Linked DNA regions of Homo sapiens: regions 2 and 3 are each linked to region 1. A link is a loop called in an ENCODE intact Hi-C map of the cell type or tissue named here. Cell type or tissue: heart left ventricle. All regions are shown on one strand.

Region 1 (8,000 bases):
GGGGCAGGACTTCTGCTAAGGCCTCCTGTATCCTCCTCCCTTTCTCATCCCCAGCCCTGGAAAATACTGCTTGAAACCCCCTGGTCTATGTGTCTACACTGGCCCTGCCAGCAGTCCTGTGTCGCCTTGGAATGCTGGGCCTGACGGCTTCCAGGAGCCATGGGCTGTAGAGCATCCATGTCCAGCAGGTCACTGCATGCTCCCATCCCATGCCCCTCACGTGCCCCTGACAGGCCCCTTTTTCTCCGTGCCATTTTCCATGTGTTTTCCTCCCAGAGCCCTGAGCTGAGCCCTCCAGAGCTGCCTGCCGGGTGGGGGTGATGACTCATTTCAGTTGATGTCATCCTCAGGATTCAAGGCTCTCAATGCACTCAAAGAGTCTTTGTTCCCCAAATGGAAAAGGAAAGTCCGTACACCGAGAAGAGCTGACAACGAAACTCTTCCCAGATGCCCATGGGTGCTCACGCCTGCCCGCACCTGCTGGCCTTCACTGTGCCACCTAGTCCACATGGTCCCTGGGGTGGCTTTGTGCCCAGGATCCAGGAAACAGAGGTTGAGGGAAGGGGGTAAAGGAAGGGACGTAAAGACCCCCACTGCAGCAAGACAGCAGGAACCACTGCTTCTTCCTGAGATTGGATATGCTCTTGCACTGCGGCTAACTGCTGCCAGGACTGAGGGGTCCGCGTGTGTGCGCATGCACGTGGGCATGTGTGAAGGGAGCGGTGGTGAGCAGAGCTGGGTCACAGGATAGGGGAGTCACCCCATGCTCTCAGCAGAGCCGGGTCACAGGATGGGGGAGCCACCCCACGCTCTCTCTCTCTGGGCTGCTCTCCTCAGTTCCTTATCCGCTGGGCCTGTTCATCAATTATGTTGCTAATTCTTTCATGGCTAGCAGGTGGTTGTGAGGCTGAACGGAGGTGCTGTACTGACAGCTTGAGAGTGCCCCGCCCTGGTCAGCACCCAACCCAATGAGCGAGGACTCCCAGTGTTTACCAAATGCTCACTACACACCAGGCCCTGTGCGAAGTAGGGTTCTCACTGTGTTGTCCGTTCTCACAATATCTCTGTGAGCCAGGTCCTAGTGCTGCCCCACTTTATAGATTAGGAGGCTACAGAGGGGCGAGGTGATCTGTGGAAAGGCCATGAGTGGCAGACCCAGGACTAAGCATAGGTCTGTCTGATGCCAAAGCCCAGGCAGTTAGCCCTTACCCGTGGCTGTCACTTGAGAGTGGGCATCAGATTGACGCAGGCAAGACCCTGAAAGACTCTGATTCCATAGGCCCAAGCAGGAGGGGCAGACCTCTGACTTTTAAAAGCTCCCAGGGGTGACTCTGATATGTGGCTAGGGCTGCAAACTTCACACCAGCCTACCTTACCTAGTCCCATTTGAATCTTGACTCCAACTGCTTATTAACCTCATGGATTTGGAACAGTAATTTAAGCCTCAGTTTTCTAACCTGCAAATGGGGATAATAATATCATCCATCTCAGAAAGAATCAAGTGTAAGGATGACTGATTTGTGGAAAGCCCTTTGAACAGCACTTGGCATGCAGCAAGCCTGCAGAAAATTTTAGCTGCTGATGCTGTTGTTTCTTGACATTCTGTTCATTCAGAGTCCCCTTTGCCAGGCTCTGTGCTGGTGCTGAGGACCGAGAGATGAGTTGGCATGGTCCATGCCCAGGGCCCATGTCTAAGCATATGAGAGCAAGGTGAACTGGCCACTGGACTGCAGACAGATGAGGGTGTCTGGGAGGAAGGATGGAGGGGGACTGAGGGAACACAGAAGTATGCAGCTGGGCCTGGGAGAGCCACAAGGAAAGCTTGAAAGGCAATGGGCTGTAACAGGCAGAGCCCAGCTTCACATCTTCAGTGCTGGCTGCTGCACCGAGGATTCTGAGTGAGTGACTTCCTGTCTCTGGGGCTTGACTCCCTACTCTGCAAAATGAGAGAATGATCCCTGCGTTGCCTGCCTCCTGGCAGAAGGAACGGGTAAGAGGATGCTTTGGAAACAGAAGAGGATACTGGACAGGTGAGGATTACTTCCTGCTGGGCTAAGTGCTTTTCAGCTGCTGGCCAGGAAAACCAAGCTTCAGCCAGGACCCCAGCTCCAGGCTTCCTCAAATCGTCTTCTCCAGTTTAGGTCAGAGGCTCGAGAAAGCAAGAACGAGAGAACAAGAGAGCAAGAGAGAAAGAGAGAGAGGGAGAGAGAGAGAGAGAGGGAGGAGAGCTTATACAGTAACTTCATTGAACAGGAAAATTCCTATGCTATATATGAAAACCGGAAAAGAGAAGGAGGCGTTCTAAGTTTACATGTAGAAAAATGCTCTTCTGTAATTCAGAAAAATAGGGTCTTTGATTGTGGCCGAGCCAGGTCTACTTTCTAAGTTGATCCAGGATTTTTTCCCTGGCAAGGAAACAGTTCTTTTTTAAGAAATGCATCGGGTGATAGGTTTTTCTAAGAACCTCTCGCACCTTTGCTGGGTGCAGATAAACCCTCAGGCACCGTGGATTGTGTTGTGTTCATTTTCCTCAGAAAGGGAGTCAGGTGGAAACGGGAGCCCCCAGAGACTCCAGCCTGGGTGGGGCTGAGTTTCCACACAGGCAGAGAGCTGTGACATTTTCCTGAGCACAGTGCTCCTTGCCTCTGGCCAGGCCTTGCTGGCTAAAGACAAGGAAGTCTGTGGGGAGGGCTGGGTTTGTCCCGGCCCCTGTTGGAGTCATTCCTTCCAGGCCTGAAGGCTGTGGACTGAAAGAACCGGCAGTTAGGGGCGGTTAGAAAAACTGAAACACTGGCGGGAGACAAGGAGGAGGCAGACGATGAGGCTGTCAGACCTGGCAAGGGCCTTTGGAAAATATTTAGTCCAAGGCTCTAGTTTGACAGATATTGAACCTGAGGCTCAGAGAAGGGAAGGGACTGCTCAAAGTCATATGCCAAGTTGGTGGCAGAGTCCACCTTGCAGGCTGAGGCCCTTTCCACCACCCCATGCAACATCTGAGAGGTCAGGATGTAGAAGTTGAGGCCGACTTGTGTGTGGTCTCAGAGGGGTAGAGAGCTAGGCCCAGCCAGGTGGGTGGGAGTTGCAGGGGCGGTTGCCTCAGTTCAACATGAGAAAGGACTTCCGAAGACTTCGAATTGTGCAGCAATGGTCAGGTGGCCGTGAGTGGAGATGAGCAGGTGGAAGCCAGGTGGCTTTGGATGGGTGAGCATTGTAGGAAGCTCCTCCCCAGGTGGTGAGCTGCACTGTCCCACACAGTCTGCGGTTGCTGAACTCCTGTCCCTCCAGGGAGGTGGGAGAAAGGGAAGTCACATGCCAGATGTGATTTAGACATACCCAGGGTCCTTGGGGGCCACCTCTCTGTAGGGGTGTCCAAAGGGAAGGGAAAGAACCGTCCCAGAAGATGCAAGAACCCCACCCTCCCAACTTGCTGGCAGGACAAGCTGACAAAGGGCAAGGAGGAGGGACACGTGGCTTCTCCGACGGTCTGCCCCCCATGCTGCAGGCGCAGAGGAGGGGGACTGAGCACCTCCTCTTCTCCCCAGGGACTGAGTGCCAAGAAACTCAGGTGAGAGGAGCCCTTCTGGGGTCCCAAGGGCAGTCCCCCCACCTTACCCTACATACCCTCATCCTACTGGTCCAGCCCCAGGCCACAGGCAGTATAGGGTCATCTGGACCCCCTCAGCCCCGGCCCCCCAGTGGGAATACACCCACCCGCTTGCAGGAGTCACCGTGGCCCCGTTTAAGCTGACTGAAGTGTGCCGTCGGTCTTTAGAGGCGTGTGTGGGAATGGTAGAAACCCAGGAGGGGCACCTTCAGCCTTTCCCAGCACTCGGTGCAGAGAAACAGCAGAGGAGGGAAAGGAGGCGTTATGGGTTCTAGGCCTGGCTTGGCCAAACTCACTGCATGGCCTCAGACCTGCTCTCTTGGGTCCCTTAACAGACCTTTCGCTTTGAGTCTGTTGTTGGGATCCCGGTTCACAGCGCAGGTGGAAAGCCTTCCTTGCAGTTGGTGGAAGCGCAGTTCCCGTAGAGACCGCCAGGAGCCGCTGCCGCGCACGGTCCCGGGGCGTCCTCAGCCTCCCTCGCGCCTCCGTCCGGACATATCCGCAGCGCTCCTTCACCTGGAGCGAGGAACGCTCCTTAGCCTCCTCTGGCTTTAAATGCTAACTAGCGCTAGCGCTGGGCTCAGGTCCCAGATGATCGTCTGTGAGAGGGAGCTTTGCAAAGCCAGCTACAGTTCTCTAGGGAGGCAAGGCTCCAAAGCTCAGGCTAGTCCCGGGCACTGCTTCAGGACCCCACAGATGGAAGGACTGATCCAGCCCATCGCACGGAAGGGGAAACCGAGGCCCAGCGGGGTAGGGGAGGTGCCAGATGATGTCCCTGAGCCTGTGGCAGAGAGGAGGAGGAGAGGTGAGAGTTCGCTCCTGTTCTTCATCTCTGGCCAAATCGCTGTCATCTGTGTGGAAGGAAAACCTGAACCCTGCTCTGTTTGTTTCTTCATGGCTGGGATTCTGCCTGGTTTCCATGGAAACTGGCTTTGGACCCTTGGGAGGAAAGTCGCACCCTGCCCTGACTGCTCAGATTTTCCTCTGCCTCCTCTGTCTCTGAAACCGTCTGATTTCTCCTCTCTGCGCCCTGAGGAGGGGCCACCCCAAAACTGCACTTAGGAGTCTGAACTAGATTTGAGGGAGGGAGGCTCAGGTTGTCTCTCCCTGTGTCCGTTCCTTCACAGCATCCCCTTGGCTCTGTGGATGTTTAGAGGAGGGGGGATGACTTTGGCCCTTTTTGCAGAGTGAGAGTGGGGCCCCCGTGTGTTGGGGTGCAGCTGAGCCTGACTGGAAAGATTTAGATGTAAGAAGATGGGGAAGAGTGATGTCACTAGAAGGAATAGCATGAGTGAAGGCAAAGACACGGGGGGAGAATGAGGAGATGAAGCAGAGGGTGTCTCGAGTAGAATTTTGCTTTTATGCTGAAGGCACTGGGGAGCCATTGAAGGCTTTGGAGCTTGTAATAGGAGCAGATGACTACTAATGGTCACCTAGATAGTGAGCTGCTTGAGCACACATGTTCCAGGCTTAGCTCCATGTCTCCAGCACTACACAAGGCACAATGTGGGAGCTTTAGAAATATGATCAAATTCATGAATTGGAAAAGTAAGTTGAAAACCCCCATTGGAAATGAAGCTATCTCTAAGCATTAATGAAGTGAGAGAATAAGACCGGTCAGATGCAGCCCCAGGAAGTGTTTGAAGGCAGTGAAAATACATAGAATAAATCACAGTGGATGTGGCTCTGAGAGTCTATCTGGTCTAACTCTCTGATGGGAAAACTGAGATCAGGGAGGGGGACTAGCTGGCCCAAGGTCACAGACAGAGTCTTGAACCTGAGTCCTTCCTCCCCTCCCTGGGTCTCTCATTGCCCCATGGATTCATGCCTCCCAGATGGGCTCTCTGGGCCAGTGGATCCAGCATCGTGGAGATGGGAGGGAACGTGGACTTTCAGGTGATGGATGGGCATGCAGTGAGGTCACTGTTGGATGTCAGACTGGAGCCCGACCTCAGTGACTCTCACCAGGGCCTCAGACTGTGAGCCTGGCACCTTCAATTCAGGAATGCCTAGGATTTAGTTCAGCCAGCAAACACTTCCTGAGGACCTGCTCAGGGACAGAGCCTGGGTGTGGGGGAGACAGGGAGAAGTGGACGCCAGTTCCTACACTTAAGGAGGTTCCAAGATGGTAGGGTCCAACACCTTAGTCATATAATGCCATATATGCTACATAGAGTCAGGGCCAAGTGCAGGAGCGGGAATGCCCAGACTACCTGGTGGGGGAATCCAAGAAGACTTCATGGAGGAGGTGATGACATTGAAGTTGGGCCCTGAGATGTGTGGAGCAGTTCCTCAAGTGGAGGGAACAGCATACACAAAGGCTCAAGGGTGTAAAATGTAGGACCCATTCAGGATACCTTGAGTTTTCCAGTATGACAATTGCATGGGAAATAGCAGGGTAATAATAATAGGGAAAGAAATGGCAGCTACCATTTATTAAGCACTCTGTGTGCTAAGCAGTGTGCTAAACATTTTAGGTATATTATTTTATTTAAGTCACACAACTGTCCTCTGAGAGAAGTATTATTATCTGGGGATAAGTGTGGGCCGCTTCCAAGAATCCTCAGGCTGCAGAGTTCCATCAGCATGCTCCACGCCAGTCCCCAGTCCCCTCCAAAATGGTGGGATGTCTTCCCACCAGCTGTGATCTCCACCCTCCTCCCTTCTTGCCCAGCACAGAGCCATCCAAGGTCAAGCCCATGGACCCAGTTGCTGGGCCTGTTTGTCTTGGCTCCCTGGCTTCTCCTCCCCTCCCTGGTGGCTGCCTAAACAGGTGGCCCTCCTGCTGGAGGCCAAAGGGAAATGAGCCAGCAGGCCCAGGCGCAGCCGCGAGTGAGCATGGGTCACTCCAGGTCAGGGGTCGTCCCCTACCACGCCATGCCATGGGACAGTGGATGTGGAAGGATGTGGTGGGGGTTGCTGAGAGCAGAGCTGGGCTGCTGGGGCTGACTTGGGCTTGCTCTACATTCATGGCTGGCCTCCCTCTTGGCGGACTCTGTGGAAACAAGGCCTGCGGGCCAGCGCCTATCCATGTGTCCTGTCTTGAATGGCTGAGGTCTAGGGGGATGGAGGGTGGGAGGGTTAGGAAGGGATCTTTTTTGCAGACTTTGGTTTTTGTTAAGCTTATACCTTGCATTTCCCATCTGTCGTCTCATTGAATCCCCACATGGGAAGTGGGCAGGGACCTCCCCTGATCACCAGGAAGTCATCGCCCAAAGGCTTTGTGTTTGGTAAAGGGCAAAGGAGGGGTCTCATCCCAGCTGTGTCCAAGGAAGAGGATGTTCTCCACTGCAGGCTGCCTCCTTTGCCCCCTCTCCAGCTGACCAACCATTGGCCAGGACCTGGAGTGGTCGGGGCTGTGGGAGGGCACCAGCTCTGGGACTCGTGGTACCAAGACTCTGTCCACCCTTGCTTGGCTGCCCCATCTGTTGCTTCCTGGCTGTGCCTCCTGGCCATGGAAGTCTCCCTGAACATCAATTTCCCTGTCTAGAAAACAAGGATGTTGGATAGATTCATGAATTTTTGTTTTTAAGCAGACTCCTAGGCATAAGAATTCCCAGAATTGCCACATGCAAGCCTGGATCTACTGGCCATGGGAAGCACTAGGCTGGTTTAAGCAATGAGCTTTCTGAGTGGGAGCCTCTCAGGCCCTTCTCCCTGTGTCGCCTGAACGCTTAACCTGGCCCTGGATCCCTCAGAGACACCACTTGGAAACAAGCCACAGGATGTGAAGCTCTGGTGCTTTTACTCTCTGTGGCACCAGGAATTTTCCGAGCAGAAAGAGGCTTCCCCCTCCTGTTCCCAGCAGGAAAGAGAGAGGAAATAGAGGAAAAGCTTTTTACTGGATTGGATAAGCGAAGAAGAAAGCAGAGCTCTCAGTAGGGTGTTTGTGGTTTTGTTTTGTTTTTGTCTTTAAACCGTGGAGGAAAGAAAAGAAATCTCAGTGGGATGTGTGGTTTTCTTTGTTTCTTTTCCTTCTTTTTTTCTTTCTTTCTGTACAAAGATAAGCTGTATCTGAGTGAGGAAAAGCAAGAAGAATAGGTTTTATGATTTCTATAAGTGGATGCAAGGAGATAATCTCTTTAAAAATATGTAGATGTCTTTACTTTTCATACCATGTATATGCTGTAAAATAGAAAAAAGTATAAAAAGATATCCAGTGAAAAGCAAGTCTCCCAGCCCCCAGCCACCAGCTTCCTTCCCTGGAGACAACCACTGCCCCGTTTCTTGTGTATTCTTCTAGAGCTATTGTAATATACCATATATATTTAAATATATATGGTATATTTAATTTGTATTAGTACATACATTTCCAACTGATAGCAATTCACTTCTGCACCTTATTTTGTCTGTTTTTATATAGTACATCTTGATTGTTTCATATTAGTACTTAAGG
Region 2 (8,000 bases), 88 kb before region 1:
TGATTTCTAGAGCACCAAGACAAGCACCCTGAATCTGAACTTCTTTGATACTATTTATCATCATCATCATCATCATCATCATGAGTAATTCTACTAACATATGTATAAAATTTACCATCTTAATTATTTTAAGAGTATACTTCAGTGTGTTAAGTACACACATGTTGTTTGTTGTGCAACCATTACCACCATCCAGAATTTTCCAGAAAACTTTTTATCTTGCAAAACTGAAACTCTGTACCCATGAAACAACAGCTTCCCATTCCTTCCTCCAAGGCCCTGGAAATCACCATTCTAATTTCTGACTCTATGAATCTGACTTCTCTAGAGACCTCCTGTAAGTGGAATCATATGATGTTTATTCTTGTGTGACTGGCTCGTTTCACTCTCAGGACTTCTTTCAGTGTGTGCTCCTCATGCCCCCAACACCCCATGAGACACCCTCATTTCAATACCTCTTTGAGTGTTTCCTTGTGCCCCCAACTGCCCATGAGACACCCTCCTTTCAGCACCTCTTTGAGTGTGATCCTCGTGCTCCCAACCCTCCATGAGACAACCTCCTTTCAGTACCGCTTTGAATGTGATCCTTGTGTCCCCAATACCCCATGAGACATCCTCTCCTTTGGCAGAGGATTTGATCCTTGGTTGAAGAGTGGCAAGCAACCCTGGGAAGGAAGCATTTCAAGCTTTATTGGAACTTTTTCTTTAGTGCCAGTCAATGGATAATTCCTTGAGAGCAGGTTTTGATAGGGTAGGGGTGACCCTAGTTGAAAGCCCTGATTGATTATGGGTGGGAAGAGGGAGAGACCTGATGACAGAGAAAAAAAATTGTTCTGCCTGGAAAAATGTTGCTGGGATCATTATAAGTGAATCCACGAAATAGCAATTAGTTTTATAACAAGCCACTTCTGACATTTATGTCCCTAGGTGTGTTGACCTCATGTTATGCTCTGACTTGATTCCTTGGGGAGTCATAAATTAAGTGTCCTCAAAGGACTGCTAGCAATAATCATAATAATCCTCTTGTATTTTGGTTGCATTCTACACTTTGGGACACACTTTCATTTATATTATTTTATTTGATCAAAATGACAACAATGTGTGCTCGTTAGAATATGACTTATCATCTTCATTTTTCAGGTGAGGAAGCCGAAGTTCAGTGGGTGGAAGGGACCTGCTCAGGCTTGTACAATCACTTGTTGGTATCACTGGATTGAGAACCCAAGTCTTTAGCCCAGGCCTTTTTCCACTGTTCCACATTTTGCTGGAGTTTTCTCCCCTCTACCTCTCATTTGACCTCAGACTCAATCCTTCTCCAAGAATAACGCGTCACTATGCAGATGCTCAAATTAGAAACTCCAGAGTTGTCCTTGACATTCCCTTGCTCCAGTTTCATATCCAGTCTTCAATTAAACCCTGTCGTTTTTAATTCCTGAATATGTTTTCAATACTCCCGCTTCTCTGCAAGTCTGGACCGGCAGCGTCCAGGCCTTTTTCTCTTACCTGGAGTTAATCCTTTAGACTGTCATGATGCCATTTCTGTTCTTCTCTTCCTCTGTTATTTCCCGGGAAATGTGGATTTGAACAAGGTTAGACGAGTTTTCATATTGTAGAATTTCTCAGACCTTCTGATCTGCTAAGAATGGTCATGGTGACTTGCCAAAGTAAGGGGTTGTGTGTTTGCCATACCCTAAAATTACTTGATCTTTCCTGGACCCCTGCGGTTTATCTCTACCCTCTCCCCCATCCATTTTCCACGCTGAAGCCGCATACACCTCTGCTAACTGCAAAACTGCCCTCCCCATCCCTCCCCATGCTCCTCCTACCCCTCTGGCCTTCCAGTCCCTCTGACATGTGGTAAGATACACATGCCCTGCCAGGGTCCCCTCTGCCTGACTTCTCTATCACCAGCTGTGGCAGTGTCGGTTGCTGGTGCTCACAGCTGTCTCCTCTGGGAGCCACCTTACCAGGGAGGCCACATTCCCTGGAGCTCCAGAAGCATCTCATAACCAATATCTGACATGGTGCTTGCAGTGCCTTTTACTTATTTCTCTTTCTCTTTATTTTCCAATAGCTGGGACTACAGGTGTATACAACCATGCCCAGGTAATTTTTATTTATTTATTTATTTATTTATTTTTTTAGAGACAGGGTCTACCTATGTTTCCCAGGCTGGTCTTGGACTCCTGGCATATTAGTCTGTTTTCACACTGCTGTAAATAACTACCTGAGGGTGAGTAATTTATAAAGAGAAGAGTTTTAATTGACTCACAGTTCTGCATGGCTAGGGAGGCCTCAGGAAACTTACAATCATGGCAGAAGGTGAAGGGAAAGCAAGGTATATTTTACATAGTGGCAGAAGAGAGAGACAGAGAGAGAACAAGTGGGGGAGGTGACGCACTTTAAAACCATCATTTCTCATGAGAACTCACTCACTCTCATGAGAACATCATGGGGGAAACTGCCCCCATGATCCAATCATCTCCCACCAGGCCCCTCCTCTGACACGTGAGGATTACAAGTCGAGATGAGATTTGGTGGGGGACACAGAGCCAAACCATTATCACCTGGCTTCAAGTAATGCTCCTGCCTCAGCCTCCTGAGTTGTTGGCGTGAGTCACTGCTCCCAGCCCAAGATTTATCGTTGTTAAAAGGTCATCATGCTGGTGAGGAGATCAGAACCCAGGCATTCTGATACACAGCTGGTAGGAAAATAAGTTAGTACCACCATTTGAATATGGCCCTTTGGGGCAGAGAGTTTGTCTCTGTGTTCACCCCTGGATCTCCAGTGCCCAGAACCATGCCTGGCACTTGGGCATTCAATTAAAATTTGTTGAATGAATGTAAGACAATTTGACAATACATCATGAAGCTTAAGTTTTCATATCCCATTGTTTAGTAATTCCACTTCCTAAGGAAACTCTTAAAAATTAGAACAAAGATATTTGTATAAGGACATTCCTCACATTCATTTTTACACTCATAAAACTGGAATCAACCTAAGTGTCCACAGGATGGTGACTAGCTTAATTACGGCACATCCACACTGAGAAATCTGATATAATTGATAAAAATAACATATTCAAAGAATATTGGGCATATAGGATTATGCTATTGATAAATACTAAGTGAAAACAATTTAAAACTCTATATACAGTATAATCTTAATTTTGGGGGAAAAAAACCCAAATCACACTTGTTAATAGTGGGTTGCAGTGATTTTACTTATTTCTTGTTCCCTTTATTTGCCAAAATGCCCACAATGAATATGTGTTGCTTTTGTAGTCAGAAAAAAAAAAGCTTTGAAAAGGAAAGCATAGTTTATAACAAAATTGTGAGCAGCTAGGAAAAATGGGAATAACTTGTAATAGTATTTTTCCCACTAATACTTCATAATAGATCATTTTATGGTAGGTTAAAGAACATACCTCCTTATTAAATTGGCCTGGCTTTGTCTGGACAACAATGAGGATTAGATTTCATGAGACACTTTGCGTTGTTTTCATGCTCTTAGTGTATATTTTTCCATGACTTGGAAAATCTTAAAATACTGGCTCCACTTAAAAAAAAAAGTTTCACAACTCCTTTGACTGGAATTGATTTCTCCTGTGGCTCCAGGGTCTGTAAAAGGCATCAGGATGCCACAAGGCATTGACCTTTATTCTTCGCCTCGGTCAGAGAATTTCCCTATGACTGGCTCAAGGTTTCCAAGAGGAAGGCAATTAAATGACCTAGCACAATTGCATGGATCCTCGGCCCTGGGCTTATCTTGATTAGGAGGAAGTGGCTATCTAGTTGTTCCAAATTTAGAGCAGAAAAGAGCCGGATGTCTAAGACTATCACACAGAGAAAGCCTTAACCCATTGGGGCTTTTGCCCTACTCACCACTTCCCTGATATCTGGCTGTGTCCATCTTGACGCAGAGCACAGGGAGCTTTGGGTTACAATTTTCCCCTTCCCAGCAAGTCTGTCCTAGCTTCAAAGTCCACTGAGAGGCTCCTTTCTGTGCTAAGATTGAGAAGATGCTGGGCACATACCTCCTGAGAGATTTCGTGGCTTATGCTAAAGGTTCTGTCATCTCTAAGACTGAGTTCAGAATCCTGAGGCTGGTGGTCAAGACCCTTCACCATCTGGCCCCCTGCTGCCCCTCTCCCATTGTTCATCTCTACTACAGTGACAGAGAAGTGTTTATGAGAGTGAACTCCAGGGACTAGAAACAGATGTTGTCCCTGCCACCAGGAAGCTTACGGAATAGTAGGAAGGTAGAAATTCAGCACACGGAGGGGAGTACATTCGCAGCCCGGCAGAGATCTGGCCTTAAAGACCAGATTGGCTTCTTCCTAGTTGTATGATTTTGGACAAATTATTTTATACCTCTCTGTCTTTGCCATCTCATCTGTTAGAGGGGGATATTAATATTACTAATAATACCAAATTCATAAGATGTTTGTGAGCTTTACATTATTTGATATGTGTGAAGCACTCAGTACAATGTCCGCTATATACCTTTGTCCCTCAGTATCCATGGGGCATTGGTTCCAGGGCCCCTCCAAGGATACCAAAATTTAAGGATGCTTAAGTCCCTGGTATAAAATGGTGTAATATTTGCATAGAACATGTGCACAACCCCCAGATACTTTAAATCATCTCTAGATTGCTTATAATAGCAAACACAATGTAAATGCTATGTAAATAGTTGTTATACTGTATTGTTTAGGAAATAATGACAAGGAAAAGAGTCTGTACATGTTCAGTACAGAAGACACCATCCATTTTTCCCCCTGAATAATATTTTCAATCCACAGTTGGTTGAATTCACAGATGCAGAACCTGCAATATGGAGGGCCGGCTGTACTCAATGCTTAGTACATGTTAACTCTTAGAGAAAATTCATTCACTTAGAGAAAATTTGCTGAGCTCTGACTAGGTGCTGGGCACTGTGCCAGATGCTGTAAATTCCAAAGGGGATAATGCACAGTCCCTGGCGTCATTCCAAAAAAACCCCGTATTTTACTGATGGAGATGCAAATGGGAACGGACCAAGGTAGCATAGCTCCAGGCACCTTGTTCCAGAAACTCTGGTCTCCTCTCTTTTCCAAATGTGCCATGCACTTCCATGTTCTGTGCTGTTGTTCCTTTTCTCTAAAAAGCTTTCCCTTTTCCTCAGCCACTGAAAACATTCAAGATCTGGCTTATGGTGTGTCATCAACACCGTGAAGCCTTCCCTGACCCCCAAACCAGAATCATGGACTCTCCTGTGTCTCCATCGTGCTTTGTATAAACTCTCTGCCTCTCATCTTCCCCTCAGCCAGGGCTGGTCATTAGAGGAACATCTCCCAATAGGCTGGAAGCTCTTTGAAGGCAAGTTTTATGCTTCACTTATTTCCATGTCCCAGTGTCCAGCACAGGGCCAGGCACATTGTAGATGTTTAGGAAGTGTTTGTTGATTGAATGAATGAATGAAAGCACATCTCACATCATAGAATAAATTGCTGCACTGATAGTGAGGAGAGATGCTTCCTTTCCAGCATAATATTCTATGAGACCACAGAATTTGCTCTGCAAATAGTTGGGTTCCTTCTACTTATTCCATCTGCTGCTGTGAACAAGGCTAAGTTTACTTAATCATAGGTAAGTTGGAGAAAGTGCCGGCCCAAGGGGTCTGGCCTGAGCATGGCTTTCCAATTGTAATATTGTCAGGAGCATCCTGAAAGGGTTAAGACCCTTGCCTTGGTGCTGGTCTTGTGCCAGTCCATTTGGTGTTCACAGTGTAGAGATTATTTAACTGGAAATGGAAGCCAGTATTAAGGCCAATATTGCAACAGAAATAATTGAATGTAAAAACCACATGTGCTTTGGGGACTGGGACACAGAAATTTAATTTTAGTTTCCTCACTTATTTGTCGGGTGATGTAGGGAGGCTCTTTCCTCTCTCTGAACCTCATCCATTAAATGGGGATCATAGGAGGCTGGAGTTGGGGAGGTTGGACTGATCAATCTGTAAGTTCCTTCCGGCTGTGATATGCCCTGTCTGTCACTTCTATGATATCAGATAAATGAAAGGCCAACTGAAACAAATTGCTGGAAAGTGATGTGGAGGGAGTTCTGGGAGAGGATCCCAGTCCTCATGAGGTCAAGCTCATAGTTTAGGAACCAAAAGCTCAGAAATGCTCTGAAACCACAGACGATCAAATCCACCCACTGGAGATTCAGCACATATTTGCTCAAAATTGCAAACTAAAAGCAGACATTTTTGAGTTGTTTGGAGGATGCATGGCTAGACCTAACCTGGGCGGTGAGTGTACAGGGCAGTTCATGCAAATGGGAGAGACCCTGTCTGCTGTCTGGGACCTGCATCCTATTGGCGGGAAGGGCGTTCCTGGCCTGCCCACCCTGGCCATCAGGACATAAAGATTCCTTGCTTGGGTCTTGCTCAGGTACTGTGCTTTAAGAACCTGAATGTTCTTTTGACTCACTATTTTATAGAGACAGCAGCAGGGTCAGTTGAGAAGAATTGAAACCCACTCTCAGAAGTGACTTGCAGCGCATACTTTTTTGAAAAAAATTGAGAGGTAATTCACACACCGTAAAATTTGCCCTGTTCGAGTATCTAATTCAAGGGTTTTTAGCATATTCCCAAAGTTCTGCAATCATCTCTGCTGTCTAATTCCTGAATAGTCTCATCACTCCAAAAGATATATTGAGGCCAGGGGCAGTGGCTCACACGCCTGTAAGCCCAGCACTTTGGGAGGCCGAGGTGGGTGGATCACGAGGTCAGGAGTTTGAGACCAGCCTGGCCAATATGGCGAAACCCCGTCTACTAAAAATACACACACACACGCACACACCCACGAAAGCTGGGAGTGGTGGTACACACCTGTAGTCCCAGCTGCTCAGGAGGCTGAGGCAGGAGAATCAGTTGAACCCGGGAGGCAGAGGTTGCAGTGAGCCGAGATTGCGCCACTGCACTCCAGCCTTGGCGACAGAGCAAGACTCCGTCTCAAAAATATATATCTCTATCTCTTGTGTATGTTAGCAGTCACTTCCTACTCCCCTCTCCCCTGTGCCCTTGGCAACTACTTTTGTCTCTGTGGATTTGCTTATTCTGGACTTTTCATATAAATGGAATCATACAACACGTAGCCTCCTGGGTCTGGCTTCTTTCATTTTGCATAACGCTTTTAAGGTTCATTTGTGCTGACTATATTTTTCTGAACAATTAAAAATTACAGGCTCCTGCAGCACAGTGCAGGTGCCACCTGGCCCAACCAGCTTCTTGGACCACGGCCAACCTGAGTGCACCTTCATCACCATCAAGCCAGACAGTGTGCAGCATGGCCTGGCTGGCAAGATCGTGAAGTGCTTTGAGCAGAAGAGATTCCACCTCGTGGCCAGGAAGTTCCTCTGGGCCTCTGAGAACATCTGAAGCCGCACTACTTTCACTGGAAAGACTGCCCATTCTTCCCGAGGCTGGCAAAATACAGGAACTCAGGGCCTGTCTTAGCCATGGTCTGGGAGGGGCTGAATGCGGTGAAGACAGGCCGAGTGATGCTGGGGGAGACCAATCCAGTGGATTCTAAGCCACACACCATTTGCAGGGACTTCTCTAGTCAGGTGGGCTGATGCATCATTCATGGCAATGGCTCAGTAGTAAGTGCTGAAAAAGAAATCAGCCGGGCTGGGCATGGTGGCTCACACCTGTAATCCCAGCACTTTGGGAGGCCAAGGAGGGTGGATCACGAGGTCAGGAGATCAAGACCATCCTAGCTAACACGGTGAAATCCCGTCTCTATTAAAAATACAAAAAATTAGCTGGGCGTAGTGGCGGGTGCCTATAGTCCCAGCTACTCGGGAGGCTGAGGCAGGAGAATGGCATGAACCCGGGAGGCAGAGGTTGCAGTGAGCCAAGATTGTGCCACTGCACTCCAGCCTGGGTGACAGAGCGAGACTCAGTCTCAAAAAAAAAACCAAAGATGTCAGCTTATGGTTGAAACAACAGA
Region 3 (8,000 bases), 67 kb before region 1:
GGGACTGAAGTTCAGCTCCTCCAGCCAAAGGGGCTATAGAGGGTAGAGGTCAGGCTCAGAGGCTTGGGGTCACTGGCATGTAGAGGAGCCCTTCTGTGCATCTGCTCATGTGTGGCAGGGCAAGGGGACATCAGTAAAATGGGGACAACAATACCTATATGTCATGTGATTATGGTGAGAATTAAGTAAAATTATTGTAAAAATGGAAAGGGCTCAGAAGAGTGCTTGGCACAGAACATCACTCAGCTGCCCATAGTTATTATTATTTGCCCACAGGGTTGTTGGGAGGAGTAAACAGGACAGCCTGGTGGACAGACCCTGTAAGGCTGGGTCAATGACTACGAGCAGGCTTCTTCTGTTAGGAACTCAACCAGTGAGTGTAGATGAGGATGGGAAATCCTCATCTACAGAGAGGCAGAGAGGAGGGGCGTGGCCTCCAGGGAACCAGCCTCCTCCATTACTTGAGTTTCTGCACCTGACAGCTTCATCATGGATGACACAGGTCACCTCTGGAAAGATGCTTACAGCTCACACAATCCAGCTCTCCAGCTGCATACAAGGGGAAACCGAGACCCAGAGGGTAGAAGTGACTTGTCCTGGGCCATGTGCAAGGCACATCTGAGCCCCACTTCTGGACTCAGACCTAAGGTTCCTTCTTCTGTTGCATCAGCCGAGGTCTCAGTGTTTGGCATTTCTTCCCACAGTTGTCCTCTGCCTCAGAAATCAACGGGCTCTCACCAGCTCTGAGAACCTCAACCTTTGAGAGCTCCCTGATTTGATTCCTTTCTTCCTGTTTTCCCGTAGAAGCCAGTTGAAAAGCAATTGAAAGCCACTTCCACCTCTGGTGACCTCTCCAGAACTCTCCCTCCCTCGGCCTCTCCTGGAGAGGTCAGGAGCAGATTAGCAGTGTGTACCTATCTGCACCCTTCACGAAGGTTTTCAGGGGCAGGTGGTCTCCTTTTCCTCAAATGGAGTGCCCTCCCTCCCTCCTTCGCTGCACCCTCCCTCCCTTCTTCCCTTCCTTCTTTTCTTCTTTTCTTCCTCACACACCTTGCTGTGTCAAAACCACCCATCTGGTACACACAGAAGTTCATTCTGAGTGACCTTGAGCCTGCATCTTTGTTGCACAGGTAGAATTTCTCTACTGAAAAATAGTTTCAGGAGAAAATAGATACAAAATGCCAGGCCTGGTAAGAGCTCATTTGTAAGGCATATATTGACCAACAAGCCCAGGAATTATAGGCATGCAAAATGGGGGAAAATGAAGCTTTAGATTTTTTCTTGTAGCTACCGTGATTTTTTGATAAGCTGTTAGAGCAGCCCATGGCGGGTCTTGCTGCTTTAATAAACTCTCGTGGGGCCAGAGGAGTCTCGTATCCATGAAGCAGGTTCACGTATGTTATTTCATCTGAAACATACAACTGCCCTCTGAGGTGAGCTGGACAGAATTGTTTCCTCCACTTTTCTGATGAGGAAACCGAAGCTCAGAGAGATCAAGGAGTTTCTCCTAAAGATCTGACAGACCCAAGGCTTCGACCAAGTGTTTCTGACTCCACATCTAGGGCTCCTTTTACTAACAATTCTACTTGAGAGAAATCCAGACTTTTAAACTTAGGACAAGATCCTACCCAGAATTTTTAGTTAAGAGCTAGAATTAAGTGAATCTGAAGTGCACATTATCCACAAAAGGGATAAATTATAGTAAAGATAAAAGTGACCATTGAATCAACGACAACTAGACTGTCCCCTCTGGTCTCCCTGTTCCACCTTTGAACTCCAAGTTAGACTTTTATCCTCAAAGCCTTCCCTGGCTCCCTACTCACCCGCTGGGGTGGAGTGGATTATTTTTCCTCTGGGCCAACCTTTTCACGTTCTGTGAGTCTCAACTACAATTTGCATTATATTGTCATTCATTCATTCATTCATTCATTCATTCATTTGTTCATTCACAGAACTCTCTTGTCCCATGTGCGATGAGTTCCTCAGGGTAGTGACCTTCCCTGTGGCACAGTATCCTTAGGCAGTGAAACGATTCTGCAAGTGAACTGGCCTGGCCTGGTCTAATTCAAGGACACAACAATGTGTACCAAGTCTGGTGCTGGGCTTGGAGCAGTGGCATTTGCTGACTCAGAGAGGGGCTTGCAGCAAGTAGGGTGGTGGCCAGGAGCTGGGGAATGGGCATTGTGGGAGGGTCTTGACCAGCAGACAGATTTTGGGGAAGTCTGGGAGCCCAGGCTATAGCCACTGGCCTGAGGTTTGGGATCAGGACTCAAGTCTTTGGAGTTAGGGTTCAGGAACTTACAATGATCTTGGAAGAAACAGGCTGCAAGGCCAGGATTGGTATCAGGAATGAGTCAAAAGTCCTTCCCCTTGGAGGCCCAGCTGCCGGGCCCATGGGGGCTGAGCCCTCTGAACACCCTGGCAAAGGGCCAAGGATCTGGGGCCGTCTCAGCTGTCGGGGCAGGAGGCTGGGAGTGGGGAGGCAGGCAAGATATTTTAAGAAGCCGCATTTTTCTCATTTCCAAAAGGCAGAAGAGCTGAGTAGTTAAAGTACAAAGAAAAAAAAAAAGTTTGGTTTAGAAATTGCCCTAACCTAGATTCTCAGATAAAGGAGGGAGCCTTTCATATAGAGCTTTTTGTGATTGCTATGGTACAGGGGACCTCTCTTGCTTTGTGCAGAACAACCATCATTTCCGTTCCCTCCGAATAGCCCTAGTCCATCACTCTGACCCCAAAGACAGGCCGATGTCCAGAAATCATATTGAGTAACTCAGCTCATATCTTACCAAACAAGTTGGATTTTACTTTCTGGGTAAAAAAGTTATCGGTTCATGGTCTGTGCAATTACTTTGAAGATGGCTCATTCTCATTGCCTCTTGAAGGAAAGTTCCCAGTCTCTGCACACTTTTTTTGCTATGGCAAGGAGCACCAGCTGCTCACCTGTCCTCCACACCAGGGGAGTGAAAGACCAAGTTGTCATATGCTTGAAGAAATGAAAAGGGGAAACTAATAATATTTATTGAGAACGTGCTACGTGGAGGCATGGTCTTAGGCCTTTCATATGTATTATTCTATGTGTATATATTTACATACATACACACGGCAGTGCGGGGAGATAAGGTGTTACTATTCCCAATCTCCAAAGGAATAAATGAAGACTCAGTTGCCATTTAACAAAAGTGTTGGAGTTTGGATTTGAACTCCAGCTCAATCCTCTCTACAGATCTCTGAGATCTTCACTGCTTTTCTTTTTTTTTCTTTTTTTTTTTCTTTTTTCTTTTTTCTTTTTTTTTTTTGAGACGGAGTCTCGCTCTGTTGCCCAGGCTGGAGCGCAGTGGTGCTGTCTCAGCTCACCGAAACCTCCACCTCCCGGGTTCAAGTGATTCTCCTACCTCAGCCTCCAGAGTAGCTGGGACTACGGGTGTCCACCACCACGTCTGGCTAATTTGTTGTATTTTTAGTAGAGGTGGGGTTTCATCGTGTTAGCCAGGATGGTCTCGATCTCCTGACCTCGTGATCTGCCCGCCTCAGCCTCCCAAAGTGCTGGGATTACAGGCGTGAATCACCATGCCCGGCTTCTTCACCGCTTTTCTGCACAGTGAAGATACCCCGGAAGGACTGGTGCTACCTTTTCAGAGCTGGAATGATTATACCAAAGGCCACTGGAGCTGGTCTGGCCACCAGGAGCTTTCTGATTTCCCAAGTGTCCCTCCTTTATGCCAGTCTCTGATGTCAGCTAGACCACTGGTTGGCTGGCCCAGTTATCCAGATCTGAAGGCCCTGCCCTGGCCTAGGGGCCCTTATTGATAAGAAGAGAGTGATGCTGCTGGTTCCCTGCTAGGGGAGCGGTGAACCCAGCCGAGAGGACATGTTGGCTGCACAGGTTTGCCTGCTAAAGGAGCCAGCGCAGTTGGCTGCAGGGAATTTGATGAAAATAATCAGCTGCAAACTCTTAAAAAACAAACAGACTTCGATCCAGAGGTTTGAATAACAGCCCTCTCAGCCAGATGGCCGCAGGAGCCTCGCCAGGGAGAAAAAAATGATCTCCTGCCCTGAATTTCCTCTTTGTTCTGGACCCTGCTCTCGGTGGACAGCATCGGTGCACCCCACCCTCGAGAGCGCCAGCCGCCCGGACAGGGCCTTGTGTTTAGGGAGCTTAAGGCAGCTTTCCCCAGATTAGGGTTTTGGGACAGGGAATCCAGGCAAAGAAGCGGCTTTCTTGTCCCAGTATGAGTCACCACAGGCTGGAGGAAGCACACAGCTGTCTGCATCTGGGCCTGGAATGTGGTTTCCTCTTCACAGGACACTCCCAAGGAGACTGGGACCCTTGTGGGTACAGGACAGGAAGTCGTAAGCAGGGCCACCCTGTGTGGGGCAGACCTGGACACCATGGTCCCCTCCAACAGGGCTTCACGTCCGAGCTATTGGGAAGAGAATGCTAGCTTGCTGCCACATTACATTGCAACCATGTCTGGAACAAGTGGTAGGGAGTGCAACCTCCCAGACTCAGCCCCCGATGGCTCCAATAAGAGCACTGATGTAAGACTGAGACCAATGTGGATTCGAATCCTTAGTCTTCTACTGTGTGACCTCAGACAACTTATTTGACTTCTCTGAGCCTGTTTTTACTTCCCTGAGTTTTAATGAGAATAATAAAGAAATTACATTTTCAATGCATATAGCACAGTATCTGGCACATAGCAGGCACAAAATAAACATTGGTTTCCTCCCTCCCAGCCTTCTGGCCCAGAGCCTCTTGGTACCAAGAATTTCTTCTAATGCCTACTCCTAAATGCTTTCACTGATCCGTGGTTCAACCTGTCATTCTTGGCTTTTGGCAAAACTTCCAAGTACAATCCTCTCCCATCTTCCCTGAATGGATTCCTCTCTCTCCTCTATTGTTATTTTAGTGACTCTGTTTGCCAGTATGTATTTTGATTTACTAAGCTACCACAGATTCTGTTTGGAAGTAGGCTAGGCAGGGTATGCAATTACAGTGATGTTGCATCAGGCTCATCTAACTTACAAGTTATTTTATTTTTTAATTTTTAATTTTTATGGGTATATCAGGTATATATATATATTTATGGGTTCAATGAGAAACTTTGATATAGGCATGCAATGCCTAATAATCACATCAGGGTAAATGGCGTATCCAACACCTCAAGCATTTATCACAAGGTAATTTTAGGATTTCCTCCCCTCTGGATGGGCGATATGGCTCACTCCCAGCTCTTTGGGAAGCTGAGGCAGGAGGGTCCGTTGAGCTCAGGAGTTTGAGGCCAACCTAGGCAACATAGTGAGACCTCCTTCTCTACAAACAAACAAACAAACAAACAAAATTAGCTGAGCATGGTGGCACATGCCTGTGGTCCCAGCTACTCAGGAGGCTGAGGTGGGAGGATCACTTGGGCCTAGGAGGTCAAGGCTATAGTGAGCTGTGATTGTGCCACTGCCCTCCAGCCTGGGTGACAGAGCTAGACTCTGTCTTTAAAAAAAAAAAAAAAAGCTTCACAACAACAAACAAATCTATTAATATGTACTAAAATGTTAAAGTGTATTAGTCAGGATAGGCTGGATTTTGCTTCAGTAATAAACAACTCTTAAATATGCATGGCTTAAAATAGCAAAGGCTCACTTCTCACTCATGCTCCACATTCATTGTAGGTTTGTGGGGTCATCGTTCACACTGACCTGTCTTAGATACTCAAGGTTCACCACCTGGAATGCTGTGGGTCACTGCAGCAGGGGGAGGAGAAGATGAAGAATCTCTTAGCAGCACTAGAATGCTTCTGCCTGGTGGTAACACACCACTTCCCATTTCACAGGCCAAAGGAAGGGACATACAATCCTATTGTGTGCTCAGGTGGAAAATAACCAGAAAAACTGAGGAACAAGCATTAATGTTGACTACATAGAGGCTCAGTGTTTTAAAATAATAGAGGAAACCCTGCAGGCAAGAAGAAGTTTCAGTATTCTCCACTCTTGCCATTAATCACTAGGGATTTGCTGGCCATTTTAAAATCAGAATATGCCCAGACATTTGCATAGAAGAAGTTCCTTTTGTTTCTCCCTTCGGTCTATGTCAGAGGTCCTGAATTTCCAGTGTGCGTAAGTATTCTTGTTTGCCATTGTACAACGCTGTGTACACAATCCTAAAAGGCTTTCAGAGTGTTTTGGACATAAGCATTTTCCCTGTATGTGCTGAGTTTAGAACCTAATTTACTTAGGATGTGACTTTGCAGTACTTAATTGACACTAATGCCTGATTTTAGTTGTCCCAAAGTTTTATCACATTCTCCTCTTCTGTGCGTCACTTACAACCCTAGGAGCTAGTTTTTATCCAAAACTCTGAAAAACGTCGTCCACATACATTATCTTATTTAGTAACACTTGTAACCCAAAGGAGTTGGTTTATTAGTGGAACATTTCCATTCTACAGAGAGGGCAAGTGACTTGCTCAAGGACACAGCGCAGATATGTGGAAGTCGAATTTGTGAACATATTTCTGTCTGGCTTTAAATTCTGTGACTTTCTCATGATCCTAGGCAGGCTTCCAGCTGGGACAAGGAGGTCTTATTTGGAAAGGGAGTTTATAGGCCCTGAACTCTGCTCTGGAAATCTGTGAAAAGAACAGGAGGGAATGAGAGGCTCAGCCCCATAGACCCTTCTCCCTGCTGCCATCCACTCAGGGCATTGTGCTTAGTGAAAGCCCAGTTTCCGCAGGGATTACTTTGGGCACACAACATTCTAGGAGCTGGATGTCCAGGAATTCCTGTTAATTAGGCATTTATTCACGGAATAAATGTTTCCCTGAAGAGCTTTCTGCAGCTGGCCAATGTTCCGGTTTGGTCGTGGGCAGTGAGATGCCCATTAGTCTAGAATACACGACAGTGTGAGGCGCACGTTCACACGTGAATTGCCCGTGTAAGTAGTATAAGTATGTAACATGTATAAGTGTGTAAGCTGTGTAATATGTATGTGTAGGGTTGGTGCTTGTGTTAGCTGTTCTCTGTTTGTAGAGTCACTAGATAAAATACAGGATGCTCAATTTAATCTGAACTTCAGATGAGCATCAAATTATTTTTTAGTATAAATTTATCCATGCAGCATTTGGAACATAATTATACTAAAAACATGTTATTCATCTGAAATTCAAATGTAACTGGTCATCTTGTGTTTCGGTTTGGTAATCTGGCTGCTATGTCTACATGCATGTGTGTCAGCATAAATGGACTTGCTTGTTTATACCCCAGGGTGCACCTGAGTGTGTGTGTTTGTGCCCGTGTGTCTCTGGGTGGGTACGGGGGTCTGTGTGCATGTGTACCTCGCTGATAAGGAGTCAGTGGCTGGTTGGGAACCAACTGCTTCACCATCCATAGCTCATCTCCTGCCAGTCCAACCCTACTGGAGCAAGAGGGGTCAGGATGGGCCAGGCATGGTGACTAAAGCCTGTAATCCCAGCACTTTGGGAGGCCGAGGTGGGTGGATCACCTGAGATCGGGAGTTTGAGACCAGCCTGGCCAACATGGTGAAACCCCGTTTCTACTAATAATACAAAAATTAGCTGGGTGTGGTGGCAGGCACCTATAATCCTAGCTACTCAGGAGGCTGAGGCAGAAGAATCGCCTGAACCCAGGAGGCAGAGGTTGCAGTGAGCTGAGATTGCGCCATTGCTCTCCATCCTGGGTAACAAGAGCAAAATTCAGTCCCCAAAAGAGAGACAGAAAAAAAAAAGAGGGGTCAGGATGGGCCTTGAATACCTGGTCAGGGAGCTTGGACTTTCTCCTGAGGGTAGCCACGTAAGGCTCTGAGTAAGGGAGCAAACAGATCTAGATGTGTTCTACAGAAGTCCCTCTGGCTGCATTGCAGAGAAAGAGCTGGAGAAGGCAACACCAGAGGGAGGCTGAGGGAGCTGGATGGTGACCATAGTGAGGGAGGGTGAAGATCTGGGCTAAGGCTTTGGCAGTGGAGATGGAGGGAAAGGGTCTAATTGCAGG

Evidence for each region. A loop is a pair of places that touch in the nucleus more often than their neighbours do. Peaks named below come from ENCODE experiments on the same cell type or tissue, not always from the same donor. Only the 100,000 strongest peaks of a DNase experiment are listed, where the experiment ranks them.
Region 2: it touches region 1 in a loop (2.1-fold over the local background); 8 of 110 quality-filtered maps call a loop at or near these places.
Region 3: a loop joins it to region 1, with 2.6 times the contacts of the local background. A loop is called at or near these places in 8 of 110 quality-filtered maps.

The regions. Positions count from the first base shown.
Region 1 is chr9:98,971,054-98,979,053 of GRCh38, forward strand. The region is part of intron 2 of COL15A1 (collagen type XV alpha 1 chain); the gene reads left to right. Among named protein-coding and RNA genes, the nearest start is that of COL15A1-AS1, 30 kb to the left of the region's middle. RefSeq lists enhancers at 1-577, 578-1,155. In heart left ventricle, CTCF peaks have their summits at 4,038 and 4,238; DNase peaks (open chromatin) are centred at 2,648, 4,068, 6,448, 6,947 and 1 weaker place; H3K4me3 peaks cover 963 bases; H3K27ac peaks cover 8,000 bases.
Region 2 is chr9:98,883,175-98,891,174 of GRCh38, forward strand. It overlaps the pseudogene NME2P3. Among named protein-coding and RNA genes, the nearest start is that of ADIPINT, 24 kb to the right of the region's middle. In heart left ventricle, no CTCF peak of the experiment used is centred here; no DNase peak of the experiment used is centred here; H3K27ac peaks cover 4,263 bases.
Region 3 is chr9:98,904,544-98,912,543 of GRCh38, forward strand. ADIPINT (adipocyte associated pyruvate carboxylase interacting lncRNA) reads left to right here and starts at 6,661. Exons shown (of 2, transcript NR_176918.1): 1 at 6,661-6,927. RefSeq lists silencers at 1,312-1,518, 3,929-4,169. In heart left ventricle, no CTCF peak of the experiment used is centred here; DNase peaks (open chromatin) are centred at 2,408 and 4,158; H3K27ac peaks cover 2,718 bases.